Regions from separate parts of the Homo sapiens genome. Here region 2 is linked to region 1. The links are chromatin loops, found by intact Hi-C in ENCODE. Cell type or tissue: PC-3. All regions are shown on one strand. Each heading gives the region's core, and the rest is flanking DNA. Links, peaks and the distances in the headings are about the cores only.

Evidence for each region. Peaks named below come from ENCODE experiments on the same cell type or tissue, not always from the same donor. Only the 100,000 strongest peaks of a DNase experiment are listed, where the experiment ranks them.
Region 2: a loop joins it to region 1, with 2.2 times the contacts of the local background. A loop is called at or near these places in 2 of 110 quality-filtered maps.

The regions. Positions count from the first base shown.
Region 1 is chr1:246,446,498-246,454,576 of GRCh38, reverse strand. The region is part of intron 1 of SMYD3 (SET and MYND domain containing 3); the gene reads left to right. Among named protein-coding and RNA genes, the nearest start is that of SMYD3, 57 kb to the left of the region's middle. RefSeq lists an enhancer at 4,647-5,207. In PC-3, for the core only: a CTCF peak has its summit at 3,634 (motif pointing right); no DNase peak of the experiment used is centred there.
Region 2 is chr1:246,138,382-246,146,460 of GRCh38, reverse strand. The region is part of intron 5 of SMYD3 (SET and MYND domain containing 3); the gene reads left to right. Among named protein-coding and RNA genes, the nearest start is that of SMYD3-AS1, 34 kb to the right of the region's middle. RefSeq lists an enhancer at 5,772-6,971. In PC-3, for the core only: no CTCF peak of the experiment used is centred there; DNase peaks (open chromatin) are centred at 3,900 and 6,520; H3K4me3 peaks cover 853 bases; H3K27ac peaks cover 4,602 bases.

The sequences.
Region 1 (8,079 bases), core at 958-5,957:
CTGTGTACATTTTATAGTCCTCCAAATCTTTTCAGCTTCTAAAAGTTGGAAGAAATAAAATTCTATTCTGATTGATTGCTCCTTAGATTTTTATTCCTGTAATATATATGGGAACTCAGAGAGAAATTCTCCCATTATTAGTTTGCCTTATGTATTTCTTTTCATGTATTGCTTTGTATTCTCTTCATGTTTGTTTCTCCAAGCATATAATAAATATTTCTCTTGATGGAATCATACCTCACATTTTATTTTGACTGCTGCAGAGTTGTGCCCATAGTAGCAACTCCATAAGTAATGGTTGCCTGGTTGCTTGACTGACTGACTGATTATGGTGCTAATGGTGACGGTTAAAGCATTTTTCCCCACCTCAATGCATAGCAGTTTCTTTATGGATGCACACCTATCCCATTAAACTATTTCCTACAGAGAATCTTGGTTTCCCATGTTAACTCATTTCATAGTTGAATGATCCTTACTTTTTAGGGGACACTTCTCTGAATGTTTATTCAGGATTTCTCTTTTTTGCATTGTGAACAATTTCTTCACGTATTACCTAATCTGATTTGACTGGGCATTAACTGCCAACCTTAGGCCTTAAAGTGGAATAGGAGCCGACTAGAAGATCCACTTGTTCCATCAGATCCTCACCCAACTTCAGTGCTTTATTAGTAGTTAAAATGTGGACTGTTGTAAGGTGTAGTAGAGATTTACTAACAGTTTGCAGAAAAGTGTTTCTGTATCATGACCGTGCTCTTGGGCTGGTAATAGAAGGTATTAAATTTGTTAAGGGTTGGCCTAAAAGATTGGGCATAATTGGGTTAGCTGACAAAGCTCAAGTGTATTGCATACACCTGATCCAGGTAGGTGGCGAAACGGTGGGCCTTTTTAAGGCTGGTTTGCTTTCAACCCTGTGGCTTTTACTTAGGTGCCTGAGGAGCATTTTAAGTCAGTTCATACCTTTTGAATACCTCGCTTTTGGTAAATTTGGAGTTTATGTTCACTGATAAACCAGCAGGGTTGTAATTTTTTATTCAAATAGGAACTATCTACTTATTTTTATTTCTAGTTATTTTACCTTTTTTGTCAGTAGTGTAAATAGCATCTTTTTATAGTATATTTTCTAAGTTTTTATTGTTTACATATAGAAGCATCGTAGTTTTATGTGATTTTGTAATCCACCACTGTACTAAATTCTCACTTATAACAATGTTTCAACTTTTTTCTCCCTTGAATTTTGCAAATGTGTCATATCATCTGCATATATGGATACTTCCGCCTCCTTCAGTCCGATATCGTGTTTCATATAGCATAGTGGTGAGAAGCACCGGCTCTGGAACTATGACTGCTTGTGTGTTAAGCCTGTTTCTACTAACTTGCTAGCTATGTGACTTTGCGCAAGCTACTTATGTTCTCTGTGCCTTGCTCTCTCCCTCTGTAAAATGAGATAATAATAGTACTGCCTTATTATTATGACGATTATATGAATTAAATGATTTAGTATTTGTAAAGTGTTCAGAACAGTATCTGACATATAGTAAGCACTGTAAAAATGTGTGGTAAATAAATAAAACTCACATAAGATTTTTTTTCCCTTGCATTGGCTAGTATGGTACTTCTAGATGAATATTAATCTAGAAGCCCAATGGTGGGCTTTCTTTATTCCTCCCAGACTTCAACAGAAATGCTTGTGTGTGTCATTGTTTTAGTGTTTCAGTAATGTTTCCAGTAAAACATTAGAAAGTTATAGACTGATATGAAATGTATTTTTCCATTATGTTAAGGAAATAGTCATCTATTGCTATTTTGCTAAGCGTTAAAATCAGGAACGGTTTAAAAATTTCATCATGTCTATTTGGCATCTACTTAGATGGTCATATAACTTTTCTTTTTTGACCTACTTATATGGTTGCTTGTATGAGTAGAGTTCCTAATAGTGAACTCTCCTGGAATCACTGGAGTAAACAGTTGTGCCTATAGCCTATCCTTCATTTAGTGCATTTATGAGTTCTCATTGCTATTACTTTTAAAGTTTTTGCACCAATATTTATAAATGAGTCTTTTTTTTCCGTTTCTTTTTTGAAACGGAGTCTTGGTTTGTGGCCCAGGCTGGAGGTGCGAACTCTGTCCACTGCAACTTCCACCTCCCAAACGAGTTCAAACGATTCTCGTGCCTCAGCCTCCCCAGTAGCTGGTAGTACAGGTGCACAACACCACCCATAATTTTTGTATTTTTAGGAGAGACAAGGTTCTGCCATGTTGGCCAAGCTGGTCTCGAACTCCTAGCCTCAAGTCATCCACCCATCTTGGCCTCCCAAAGTGCTAGAATTACAGGTGTGAGCCACCGCCCCTGGCCCGCAAGTGAGATTTGACAGTAATTTTTAATGTGTTCGTTGTCAGGTTTTGGTGTCACTGTGTGATGCTGTAAGTATTTGACAGTTTCCTTCCTTTTTCTATATTTTAGAAAAGTTTAGGTTTAGTGATCTATTCTTTTAAAATTTAAAAGAATGTTAAATTAGAATAGGAAGTGAGAGATTTAGTCCTGCTGTCTTAATTTCACAGATGAAGAAACAGTGGCTTCTTTACAGCCACTTCATGTCAGCTACTTGGGGTAAGCAGTTGCGGTTGTGCTACGGAGGTGAGGAAATAACATTTATTGAGCATTTATGTAGGCATTTAAAAAAACAGTATATTTTTGATGTACTTGTTAGATTTGGGTTTTGCTTATTTGATATCTAAAGTTAAAGTAAAAAAATTTTATTGACTAAAAAAAACTACTTTTTAGAGTAGTTTTAACTACATAGCAAAATTGAGTGCGTAGCACAGAGAGTTCGCATAGACCCTCTTCCTCTACACATGCACAGCCTCCCCTACAATGGACACCCCCCGCCAGAATGGCACGTTTGTTGCAACCGATCACCTTCTACTCATGACATTATCACCCAAAGTGAATAGTTTACATTAGCGTTCACCCTTGGTGTTGTAAATCCTATGGGTTTTGACATATGTGTAATGACATGTATCCACCATCATCATATCATAGAGTAATTTCCCTGCCCCCTGAATCCCCTGTGCCCTACATATTCATCCCTTCCCTCCCCAGCTCCTGGTCATCACTGATCCTTTTACTGTCTCTATAGTTTTGCCTTTTCCTAAATGTCATACAGTTGGAATCGTATAGTGTGTAGCCTTTTCACATTGGCTTCTTTCGCTTAGTAATATTCACTTAAGTTTCCTCCGTGTCTTTTCAGAGCTTGATAGCTCATTTATTTTTAGTGCAGAATAATATTTCATTGTTTATAAAATGCTGTTGGTTTTGAATGGCTGAATGTCTTTCCCGAAGATAACTTAGTCACCTTTTAATCCCAGAATCTTGTCAGTCAGCTAACAGATATTTATTGAAGGCCAGCAAAGTGCTTTGCCATTCTCCTAAACCCTGAGGAGACAGCAGTGATCAACACAGACAAGAGCTGTGTCTGTCCTTCTGGAGCCTGGCATAATTTCCAGGACCGGCAGGCACCTGCTGAATGTTTGTGGTTGAAGTATGTTAGTTTGTGACCCACCATTGGGAGATTCTTTGTCTTTAGGGAATTTCCAAATGTGGTAATATGCATTTATTTACACTAGGTGGTGGTAGAGTCATGTACACTGAACAGTTGGCACCTTAATTAAGTCACTAATTGTTTGCTTATAAATATAGTTCACTTCATAATGATTAAAATTTAAATACGTTTATATTAATTCACTGGAATGTAATCATTAATTAAAATGTGAACTTGTAGTACATCTTTCAGAATAAATCCCAATAAGTAGACTTTCTCAAATTCTTCAGTTTGCTTCCTTTGTTTAATAATCACGCATTTACTGAGATTCAGTTACATGCTAGGCATTGTGCCAGCGTGGAGGATTCAGTGTCGAATATGATTCCTTTTTGTCCTTGAGATGTCACAGTTTAGTGAGGGAGACAGAAATGAGACTAGATCCATTAAGTGCAGTGGAATGCCTATGTCTTAAGTATACCATTCGATGAATTCCGACAAATGCATACACCTGTGTAACCCAAATCTTTATGAAATTATAGATCACTGCCATCTTGGGGTGGGCATTTTTCAGGGCCGTGTGCAGCTGAGTAAGCAAAAGAAGCAGGTTGAGAGAAGAACAACGGAGGTGATCAAATCAAGCATTTCCTGAGAGAGCAGCCTGATTTATTGAGTTATTTATCAGTTGAAACTCAGTCTTTGGGAGTCTGGGATGTCCCTATAGTTCTGTTGATGAGTTTTTTTTTTTTGAGATAGAGTTTCGCTTTTGTTGCCCAGGCTGGAGTGCAATGGTGCGATGTCGGCTCACCTCAACCTCCGCCTCCCGGAGGCGTTCAAGCCATTCTCCTGCCTCAGCCTCCTGAGTAGCTGGGATTACAGGCATGTGCCGCCACGCCCGGCTAATTTTGTATTTTTAGCAGAGATGGGGTTGCTCCATGTTGGTCAGGCTGGTCTCGAACTCCCGACCTCAGGTGATCTGCCCACCTCGGCCTCCCAAAGTGCTGGGATAATAGGTGTGAGCCACCATGCCCGGCCTGTTGATGAGATTTTACATGAACTAGTTTGGGTCATTTTCTGTCACAGTAGTCAAAACGGTATGCCGAAGCTGCAACACTCATCTTTTAGTTTCTAAAGTGAGGGACTTGGCTCTATACTCCCAATAACATTACTTAAAAACAAACAAAAAAAACCTTTCCACACCTAACGTCAGCAGGTTCATACTCACAGGATTAAAGGTTTCAAAGCTGAAGAACATAGCCCAGTCAGAGCACCTGACTTCATTGACACTTCTCTGTGTCAGGCACGGTGTCCTTTTGTGTTTATTTTCTCTTCTTAGGGCAGCCCTAAGCAGTGGGTGCTTATTGTTCCCTTCATGGAGAACATCAGTGAGGAAATGGGCGTTCAAAGAGATTCTAGAACTTGCATCAGGTAATCGCTGGAGAAGTCAGATTTCCAAACACAGGTCTCACGTTCAAAGAGATTATAGAACTTGCATAAGGTAATCGCTGGAGAAGTCAGATTTCCAAACCCAGGTCTTCCTGGCTCCAAAGCAGGTCCCTCCTGCCCCATATCACACTGTCTCAGAAGAAGGAATTCTAAGTTAAAGAGCAAAAACATCACAAAAATAACTAATTGATTTTATTCTGGTTGTGGAAATAAATGAGGTCTACCCAAATGAGTACAATCAAAGGCTACTTATTCAGAGCTTTCTTTATATAGTAAGGGAATCCACCACCATCTATTCAATTTGGTGGAGATTCAAGGAAGACAGAGGAATGGGAAAACTTTTGTTTATTTTATTTTTTTTCTGGAGATAGGCTCTTGCTCTGTTGACCACGTGGAGTGCAGGGGCGTGATCATGGCTCATTGCAGTCTCGACCTCCCAGGCTCAAGTGACTCTCCCATCTCAGTCCCCCCTGAGTAGCTGGAACTACAGGCATGTGCTACCATGTCCAGCTAATTTATTTTTATTTTTTGTAGACACTGGGTCTCACTATGTTTCCCAGGCTCATCTTGAAGTCCTGGGCTCAAGTGATCTTCCTGCCTTGTCTTCCCAAAGTGTTGGGATTACAAGTGTGAGCCACTGTGCCCAGCAGGGTAAACTTTAGAGTGGAAAAAAGGGAAGGTTTCAGGTATGCCCTGTTTGTAGGCTGTTCCTGTGGGAAGCTGTAGGTGAGCCAACTAAAAGCATAGCAACCTGTGTGATTAGTTAAGGGTACATTTTTGGCTTTCTCTGGTTGGTCCTACATTGGAAGCAGGAGCAAAAATTAGGGAAGCTGACAGTTACTAATCATTTCCTGGCCATTTTGTCCTTTTTTTTTTTTTTTTTTTTTTTTAAAAAAAAGAGATGAGATCTTGCTGTGTTCCCCAGGCATGATCACAGATAGTGTGGCTTTGTACAAATTCTTAAGGGCATTGTTGGGCTTCCTGGGCTAGTTGCTAGACAGTAACCAGTCTGACTTCCTAGACTGGTTATTGTAGATAATAGGTTGGTTGCCTGGGCTTGTAGCTGCAGGTCGTGGGTCGTAGTTACCTACGATCTGGCCTTTGACCATTTGTTTATTTAGTCTCTCAGTAGATATGTTGGGGATGGGTATTCCCTGCCAACAAATTGATTGTATAACATATTCAAAGTTCTGTTTTCATAGGATAATGACAGTTGACTTTTGGAAAGGGAAGAGTAGAGGATGAGGAGAAGAGCATTTATTGAACAGCAGTTTTATCTTAGTCTCTGTGCGTTGGTTCTCAAAGCGTGGTCTCCAGAATAGTGGCTTCAGCATCATGTATTGTGATCATGTAAGAGATTATGTTATTATTTTTTTTTGAGACGGAGTCTCGCTCTGTTTCCCTAGCTGGAGTGCAATGGCGCGATCTTGGCTCAATGCCGCCTCTGCCTTCCGGGTTCAAGCAATTCTCCTGCCTCAGCCTCCCGAGTAGTTGGCATTACAGGCATGCGCCACCACGCCTGGCTAATTTGATTATGTTATTCTTAATAGGAATCATATGCCAAAGGTCTTAGGGATGAGTTAAAATGTATGCAACTTATTTTCAAATGGATGAGCAAAAGAACGTACAGATACACATATGTAGAGAGGAAGCAGACGTGGAAAGTTGTTAACAAATGTTGAATCTGGGGAAGGGTATATTAGTGCTTGTTGTATTTTGATCTCCTCACCTCTTCTATTTGAAAAAAGTGGGAGGAAAGCAATTCTCTTAAAAAGCTGGAAGTGAAACAGTAGAGCTCAGTAATCCAAGTGATGATTACATGGCAATTAATTCCCCAGAGGAGATGGGGCTGCTTCTAACTGGGAGAAGGTGTAGAATGAAGAACTGACTAAGCATAGAGCTGACCTGCCTACTGTGATTTATGGTGTGTGTGTCCTGCTAGCTCTCCTTATGTGGATACTTCTGTAGACTATAAGACTGAAAAAGAAATATTGGAAAGACAATCATTTCTTGTATTGAGATAATCTTTTAAGACTGGTGAGACAACTTCAGGTGCGTGGCCTCTGAATCAGTCAGTTTCTGTCTCGTGTATTTGTGAGAGAAACTTCTGGAAATTTTGTTTTCAAATGTCAAATATATTTCAGTATTTTCATCTTGTCATAAGTTTGGAATTTTCCTCTGAATTTTATAGCCAAGAATTTTTCTGTCTTGAAGAAGTTGATTATTTGTATTACGGTAATAATTTTACAAGTACTCTTTTCTCATAGCACATTTTGTTACACAGTGTTCCGAAAGTTATTGGGACCAGAAATGTAAAGTGATACACTCTACTTACTTAATTACCTCCCCAATTCCTCTGATAAAGGCAAGACATTATAGATGATCCTATAATTAAATCTGGTTTCCGAAGGAAATGTTATAACAATACATTTAACATTTTAATGCAGTCTTCATTTATAGGATTTGAGATTGCTACTTGAAAGCTATATAGTTTAAAATATAAAACTTGCTCTAAGTTATGGTGTGATTAAATTAGATAGGATGCCATTTTTTTTTTTTTTTTTTGGAGACGGAGTCTGGCTCTGTCACCGAGGCTGGAGTGCAGTGGCACGATCTCGGCTCACTGCAACCTTCGCCTCCCGGGTTCAAGCGATTCTCCTGCCTCAGCCTCCTGACTAGCTGGGATTACAGGCATGTGCTAGCATGACTGGCTAATTTTTTGTATCTTTAGTAGAGACGGGGTTTCATCATGTTAGCCAGGATGGTGTCGATCTCCCGACCTTGTGATCTGCCCACCTCAGCCTCCCAAAGTGCTGGGATTACAGGCGTGAGCCACAGCGCCCGGCCTAGGATGCCATTTCTAAATTACCGTGTTCCTGCAGTAATAGACAACTCCTTTTAACAGTGTCATCAGATGCCTCAAGTTACATAGGTTCCTAAAATTCATCCCCATATGGTACCTATTTAAATCGTAGATAAGTTTTAATTGAATTTTAGAAATGAAACCTGTCATGGAGATCCTGTTGCAAGCTCAAAGAGCTACATTAAATGGGTTTAGAAAAACAGCACCTCTAATATCTCTGATGTGGAGGTTCCA
Region 2 (8,079 bases), core at 1,897-6,896, 310 kb after region 1:
TGTTTGGACAGAGGTCTCTTTCCCAAACCCTTGTCGTTAACTCACATGTGCAGGTACGTGTTCTACTGAGGTCAGGCCATAAGCATTTTCTTCTTTTTGGTCCATTTACAGTTCTGTAGTTTGATTCTTTGATATACAAATGTCCTGGGTTGCTGGAAATCCCTAGAAATTTTAGTTTTAAGAAAAGGTCATAAGCTGTTTTAGTACCTGGATTCTTCTAAAAAGTTCATGTTTATTCACTTCCCTGTTCTTCCTGCATGGTGCACCTTTAGGCTGGTGTATTTTCCTTATCGGAGAACATGGCATGCTTTCTTGTCTTGCCCTTTATCTATTTCTCCCAGATAGGTAAGCTCCCTGAGGGCAGGGATACCCTCTACCTTCTTGCGATTATATCCTCAACAATTGGCACTTCGATCAGCCTGTGAATACTCAATAACTGTATATTAGAAAATAATGACTGAGCCTGCTTTAAGAGTGCTTTAAAAGCATTAGGGTTGAATATGAGTTTTGAAGTCAGACAGACCTGGAATAAAATTCCTTCCTCTACTCCTTAATATCGGTAAGACTCTTTGACCTTTCTAAGTCTCACTTCCTCATTTGTATCAGATTCGATCTTGGATTGTCACTAATTCAATAATAGCTACTAACATATATTGACCACTTAGTTTGTGCCAGGCATTATGCTTAGCAGTCTACATGGATGGTTTCATTTAACCTTCGTGATGTCTGTGAGATGAATGCTGTTTTTTTAATTAGCTGCTTTTCTCAGGTCGGAAAGTCAATTTAAGAGGCTTACGCTACTTACTGAATGTTACACAGCTAGAAAGTGGGCTGAGTTCACACTCGGTCACCTGATTGCCAAGCCTGTGCTCTTAAGATCTCAGGTTCATTGAAGGCAGCAACATTTGGTGAGTATATAGCAGTTAATCAATAATCAAAACAAGTAAAATGTAAGAACAGCACTTTAAAACTTGTCTTTAATCCAGTGAAGCTCAGATGCCTATATTGCCTTTTAATTGTCTAAGCACTTGCACAAAATTATCTAATATGATCCCAACAATTCAGTATTATTAGTCAAATTTAATATGTAATAATTGGGAGAATAAAAGCTATTTATTGAGCTATTCGCTGCTGACACTACATACATTATAACTAATATTCCTGACAGCCTTTTGAGTTAGATGTTATACCGCTTTCATTTTGCAAATAAGAACCAGAAGCTCAGAGAAGTTTCTGAACTTGATCAAGGTCACATTGTAGCTCAGATTAAAATTTGCATCTGAGCCAGGCATGTGTAGTCTCAGTAACTCAGGAGGCTAAAGCAGAAGGATCCCATGAGCCCAGGAGGTCAAGGCTATAGTTTACTATGATTGAGTGTGTGAATAGCCACTGTACTCCAGCCTGAGCAACACAGTGAGACCTTGTCTAAAGAAAGAAGAAAGACAAATTCAGATTTTCAAGCCTGTGTTCTTTCCACTATACAAAACTATTAGGATGCTTTCGTGAGGCGGTGGGGAAGTTGACTTTCTGGAAGTTTTTTGCTATCCAGATCCGGGAAACCCGATTCGTGCTTCCTGAATTAGCTCTGTTATATACATTGCAGAGTAAATTCTGTGTCCCTAGTCTTCTGTGAAGTGGGAACATGGTGCCTGTGTCCAAGTGTTTTATCTCTTTCCATTAAAGTCAGCAGTTTTCCAAAGGTCTTGTTTATGAAGGTTATTAGTTATGCAAAATGGGCCTTTATGGATAGTTCTATGAAATGATTCCAATTAAAAAGAAGTGGGTAGATTGCCAGTTGGTGTCAGCTAATTAAATTATGATATGCTCCTGTCATTAACAAGGACTCTGACTGGAGGAAAAATAAAAAGATAAAAGCAAGTTTCTGAAATTTGTTGACAGGGAGGGTATATTACTTTGCCCATTCTCATATAATTAGAAGAATAAAACAGGAGCTTCCCATTTTGTATTTGAAATAGGGAAATCTGTTATTACTTTCTTCTAGGGTATAATTAATCAAGTTCAGCTGCAGTATTTTAGATGTTATGGTGAAATGGAGTTTTATTAAAAACTGTAGTTTAATAATAATGGATCAGTTGTACTGACATTATTGCAAACATAAAAATGAGCTTCGAATACCAAAAACACATTCAATAAATTTAATTGAGAAGGGGCTGTGTTAGAATTTTTAGGCTGGTTCCACGTCAGTGTTTGCCATGAGTAAGAGAAGACATTGGTACCCAGGCTTGCCCTGAAGAGTGCCAGGGACATGGCGGTAGCAGCATCCCGATCTTTAGTAGTCCTCTGGCGGGTGTATCCGTCAGCTCTTGTCAGCTCGACAGGGAGGCTGTCCGTCCAGGTGAGGAGAGCCTTGCCGGGCTGCAGTAAGTAGCTTATAAGTACAGTCAGGGAATGGAGAAGAAAATCTCCAGCTTTTCCTCCAGCTAAAGTTATCAATCTTTACAGGTACTTCTGGAAGCTGTTGGTTAGCCATGCTGCTGTTGTGTGAGGAAACGAGTGCCTGGCTGGAAAGCACAAGGCTTTGGGAAAGTTACTTTTTCTGCATTAAATCAAATGTTCAATATCTTGATCCTGTGCCCTTCTGTGAGGTGATGTAGTGGAGCATTCTTCTAGACATATAGGTAAATGGTGTTGACCTAACAGATGGGAGGATCCAGAAGCATAGAGGCTGGGATCCCAAAGCATGAATAAGCAGAATCTAGAATTTAGACCTTACTAATTTGACATTTATGATGATTCATATAGTGCTGCTTTGATTGATTGATTGATTGATTTGAGATAGGGTCTCGCTCTGTTGCCCAGGCTGAAATGCAGTGACACAATCATGGATCACTGCAGCCTTGACCTCGTGGGCTCAAGTGATCCTCCCACCTCAGCCTCCCAAGTAGCTGGGACCGTAGCCACATGCCTCTATAGCCGGCTGATTTTTTGTATTTTTAGTGGAGATGGGATTTTGCCACATTGCCCCGGTTGGTCTTGAACAAGCTATCCACCTGCCTTGGCCTCCCACAGTGCTGGGATTACAGGTGTGAGCACCATGCCTGTCCTGCTTTGACTTTTTTTCTTTCAAAATGTGTTATGGAGAGAACTGACTTAGAATCCTATTGTATACCCAAGACTGCAAGGACACTGTTTAAACTTACAAAGAAAGGCACCTGTTTTGAAGCCTTTGGGAAGACGTATTTCTTGCAGTAATGCATGATTCACTAAGAGTCCCTATCCTTTAAGCAGGTCCCAAGACCCTCTACACTGTTAGTCTAATTGGAGGATGCATGTTTGTGTGTGTGTGTGTGTGTGTGTGTGTGTGTGTGTGTGTATTAAATATACAACTGTATTTCCATTAAAAAAGATAATGTAATCCAGGTTAGCTTTTTTGCCTGTTAATTCACATTAGTGAGATTTTGTTGTCCATTGTGGTGGCAATTATTTCTTACCATTCCATGTGGGTCTTACACAATTAAGAGAGGCTGGTTGCACAGCCAGACTTGCACAGAACTTTCTACCCTCGTGTTTATCTCCATGAAGAAGCTGCCAAAGGTTGGAACTAAGATCACCAAGCCCTTCTTACTTGTCTTCACACTAAACATGCTTCATGATGTTCTGGCCAATTTGTGTTTGTAGGTGTCCAGAAAAGAGCAATATACTTACGAGAACTCTCTACTGAAAGTACAGCAGTGCCCCCCTTATCTGAGGTTTCATTTTCTGTGCTTTTAGTTACCTTTGGTCAACTACAGTCTAAAAATATTACATGGAAAATTCCAGAAATAAACAGTTCATAGGTTTACAGTCGTGCACTGTTCTGAGAAGCATGATGGAATCCCGTATCCCCCGGGACATGAATCATTCTTTCATCAAGCGTATCCATGCGTATACACGACCTACCCATTAGTCACCTAGCAGTCACCCTCAGTTATCAGATGGAGTATTGCAGTCTCACAGTGCTTGTGTTCAAGTAACCCTTATTTGACTTAATAATGCTCCCAAAGTGCAAGACTAGCGCTGTCAATTTGGATATGCCAAAAAGAAGCTGTAAAGTGCTTCCTTCAGTGAAAAGGTGAAAGTTCCCGACTTAATAAGGAAAGAAAAAAAAAATACGCTGAGGTTGCTAAGATCTACAGGAAGAAAGAATCTATCCATGAGACTGTGAATAGTATATTATTATAATTGTTTTATTAGTAATTATTTTTGTTAATCTCTGTGCCTAATTTATAAATTAAGCTTTATCATAGGTATGTATGTATAAGAAAAAGCATAGAGTATAGAGGGTACAGTACTATCTGTGGTTTCAGGCACCCACTGAGGGTCTTGAAATGTATCCCCTAAGGGTAAGGGGGACTACTGAATCGAGAAGAGAGGTATCCTTCTGGTGCTAAAGAAAGAAAAAAGAATGTGGTATACTGAGGTTCAAGGCCGGTGATGCCTGATTCTTAGTGACTGCTATCTTCTGAGCAAGTTCTTTTTGCTTAAAGGTAATTTCTTAAATGTGAGAGTAAGGAAGAGGAAAACTTTGAAAAAGAGAATGAACCCAAACATAATTTGACTTCTTTATAGGAAACTTAACTTTGTTTCAAAATAAGTCTTTCATTGCTTCCAGCTCGACTCTGCTTCCACTGAACATAGAACTCAATCACCAGGGTTTAAACAGCAACTAGTGCTGTATTCCAGGAGATGTGTTTACTAAATGGAATCTTGAATGTTTTTACATTGCTTTATGAATTCTGGACTGTTTAATAAATTTAAATGAAGATTTTTTTTAAATGTGTTTACGTTGGCATGTTAGTCATTTACTGCAGAATTTTGAGTACATTCAGGGGGGCTGTGGTTCTGTAAAGGACTTACCACAGTTTCTAGCACACTGTACATGTTTAATAGACATTATGCTGCTGTTGCTTTTGTTGGCTACCATAACTGTGAAGGAGAGAATTGAGGACAGTAAAATGAAAGTAAGTAATCATAGGAATGCACCATCTGTCAAGGTGTGCTTAAGACATTAAAATTCCTTTGAATATCCGTACAAATGATAAAATTTGAGAAATAATTGTTTGTCTTTGTTTTACCATTAGGCTTTTTGGTAGCTGTATCCTGTCGCCCTGTTCAACATTTGCTCATATCGTGTGGAATTCAAATCCTGCTAGATCTTTTGCAGAGTTTCCAGTTCTGTTGTGTGTATACAGTGACAGCTGAGTTCAGTATGGGTTGTTAGAGAGAGTTGATTTCCAAGCCAGATACTTTTGGGTTCAAGTGACTGCTCCCTTATGTATTAGCTCCATGTGACCCTAAGACATTTAGTGTCCTATGAACCTTTCTGAGAATTGTTCTGAGTTTTCCTGACAGAGTCACCAGCTTCAAGAAAAACATAGCAGTTGAACGGATAGGTCACCTGAATGAAGCCTGCCCACTTGGGTAGCCCCTGACAATACCTCTACTGTCATAAGTTATATAAGATAGTAAGTATTGATCCTAAAGATGGTCCTGAATTGCCAAGGAAGATAGACTCCACTCTGCTAAGCCAGTGACCGTGATGTGCATTTGAAACGCATTTCCTTCCAGCTGGGCTTGGTGGCTCAGTTCTGTGATCCCAGCAACTCAGGAGGCGGAGAGGGGAGGATGGCTTAAGGCCAGGAGTTCAAGAGCAGCCTGGGCAACATAGTGAGACTCCATCTCTAACGGGGCATGATGGCATGTGCTTATAGTCCCTACTACTTGGGAGGCTGAGGCAGGAGGATCACTTTAACACAAGAGTTTGAGGCTGCAGTAAGCTGTGATTGTGCCACTGTACCCCAGCCTGGGTGACAGATTGAGACCCCTATCTCTAAAAAATAATAAATAAATAAATAGCATTTCCTTCCAAATGGGCGGGATAAAAAGGTTTGATGCTTTAAAGTATAAACTTTAATAGGAAAATAATCCACCACGGAGCAGTTCCTTCAATGAAGATGGTGGACACTTCCGTTCTCTGTTGCACAGCTGCAGTAACTGCTAGCGGTACTAATACTACTGGTGCTAGTACTAATACTAAAGCTAACATTTGTTGACCTTATATTGTTGCTAGAAAGTGTAAGTCTTTCATTTTTTCTTAGTCCCAAAGAATACGTGTACAAGATGAATACCACTAATAATTTTCCAGAGGAGGAAATAGGCTTAGAGAAAAGTGTCTGGGCCAAAATAATGCACATCCAAAGCGGTGGAGCTGGAATTTGAAGCGAAAGGTCCTGATCCCCAGAACCCATCATCCTTTTACCTGTTTTACCAAGCATTTCAGCAGAAACCTGGCACTTGTACCTCATTGACCATTACTGGCAAGTCTTCTCATTTGTATATATGTGCATTCTTCATGATCCTTTTGAAAGAGATCTTGGTTTAGATAATATTCTTATGTAACTAAAGAATGATTTGTCCATTCTTATGTTTTGTCTTCGATCAACCAATACATGATGAAAAGAATATCTTGATGAAAGGGAGAACTGTGTCATTGCAGAGTGAAATATGGGTGATTCATATCTTAATGAAAGGGAGAGCTGTGTCATTGTAGAGTGAAACACAGGTGATTCATATCTTTGTGCGGACTATCCATGGCATATTTAAAAGCTTAGATCAGCTGCTCTTTCCTTTCCAGCAGGATTCTTTGCTGTCTTCTCAGAGTGTGATGAAATATTCAATTCTTTTAACATTAGCTTGAACAAAACAAAATTGGAGAAATAGCCTGTCATTAAGGCCTTCTATAACCCACCATTGTTAACCATCTTGGATTTTCTGTGTAATATTAGCACATATCAACAATTTTTAATTTAAAATTCTACATGTGTAACTATAAAATCAGAATTTTTCATTTTTGTTAAAGAAATGTGTTTCAAACTCAGCTTCTTGAATGCTTATGGCATGCAGTTTGTTTTGCTGTGAATTGACAAAGGGAATTACTAGAAAAAGAGAAAAAGAGTGCAGAGTTTGCTAAATTCCTTTCCTGGAAAATAGGGAATTGATAGTTGAGAAATGAAAGTGTGTTATAAAGCTCTTATAACACCCACTGGAAAATAATCATTAAATATTAGACAATATGATTGGATTAGGAATGTTTTAGGTAGAATGAAGTCAACCAAGTTCTGTTTTTCTGTGTGGTCTTGAGAAAATCTATGTATTGAAATACTCATGTTAGCCTCCCATTTTCATTAGATATATTTTATAAACATTTTTTGGTCCATTGAGAAAGACCCTTTATAACAGAAGGTTAAAAGGTTAATTTTAGGTCTTTGGTCTATGAACAATTAAAATTTCCCAGGAAGCTTAATCAGACATTAATGTAACACTCAATCAGTCCCCTGAACCTGCTGTGAGTTTCGCCATTACTCCTTATTGATTAGACTGTATTCTTTTTGCTGCTAATGAATTATTTATGGAGGATTCCTTGAGAGTATTCAGGCATTGTGAAGGAAGAAGATAAAAACCCCTTCCTCTGTATAGCTCAGGCCAGGGGTTTGGTGGCTGCTGTGACTGATTGTGAAGGCTCTGTCCCCTGGGTCCCTGTTGTCTTAACTGTCCTGCAGCTTTACAAAGTCTTGAGTTACTGAGAGAAGATACAAAAGGGATTAGATTATGTCTAGCAAACTTGACAGACCTGAGCATTTAGAAAATATTTTCCACATGATTTGTTTATAGAGAGCGGTACAAAGAAATTTAGGTACTGTGCAAAGTATTTAAACTTTTTTTAAAAATAAATTTTTGGCTGGGCGCGGTGACTCATGCCTGTAATCCCAGCACTTTGGGAGGCCGAGGCGGGCGGATCACGAGGTCAGGAGATCGAGACCATCCTGGCTAACACGGTGAAACCCCGTCTCTACTAAAAATACAAAAAATTAGCCGGGCGTGGTGGCGGGAGCCTGCAGTCCCAGCTACTCGGGAGGCTGAGGCAGGAGAATGGTGTGAACCTGGGAGGCGGAGCTTGCAGTGAGCTGAGATCGCGCCACTGCACTCCAGCCTGGGCGACAGAGCGAGACTCCGTCTCAGAAAAAAAATAAATAAATAAATAAATTTTTAAAATAGTTTATAGGAAGAGATGAACTGACC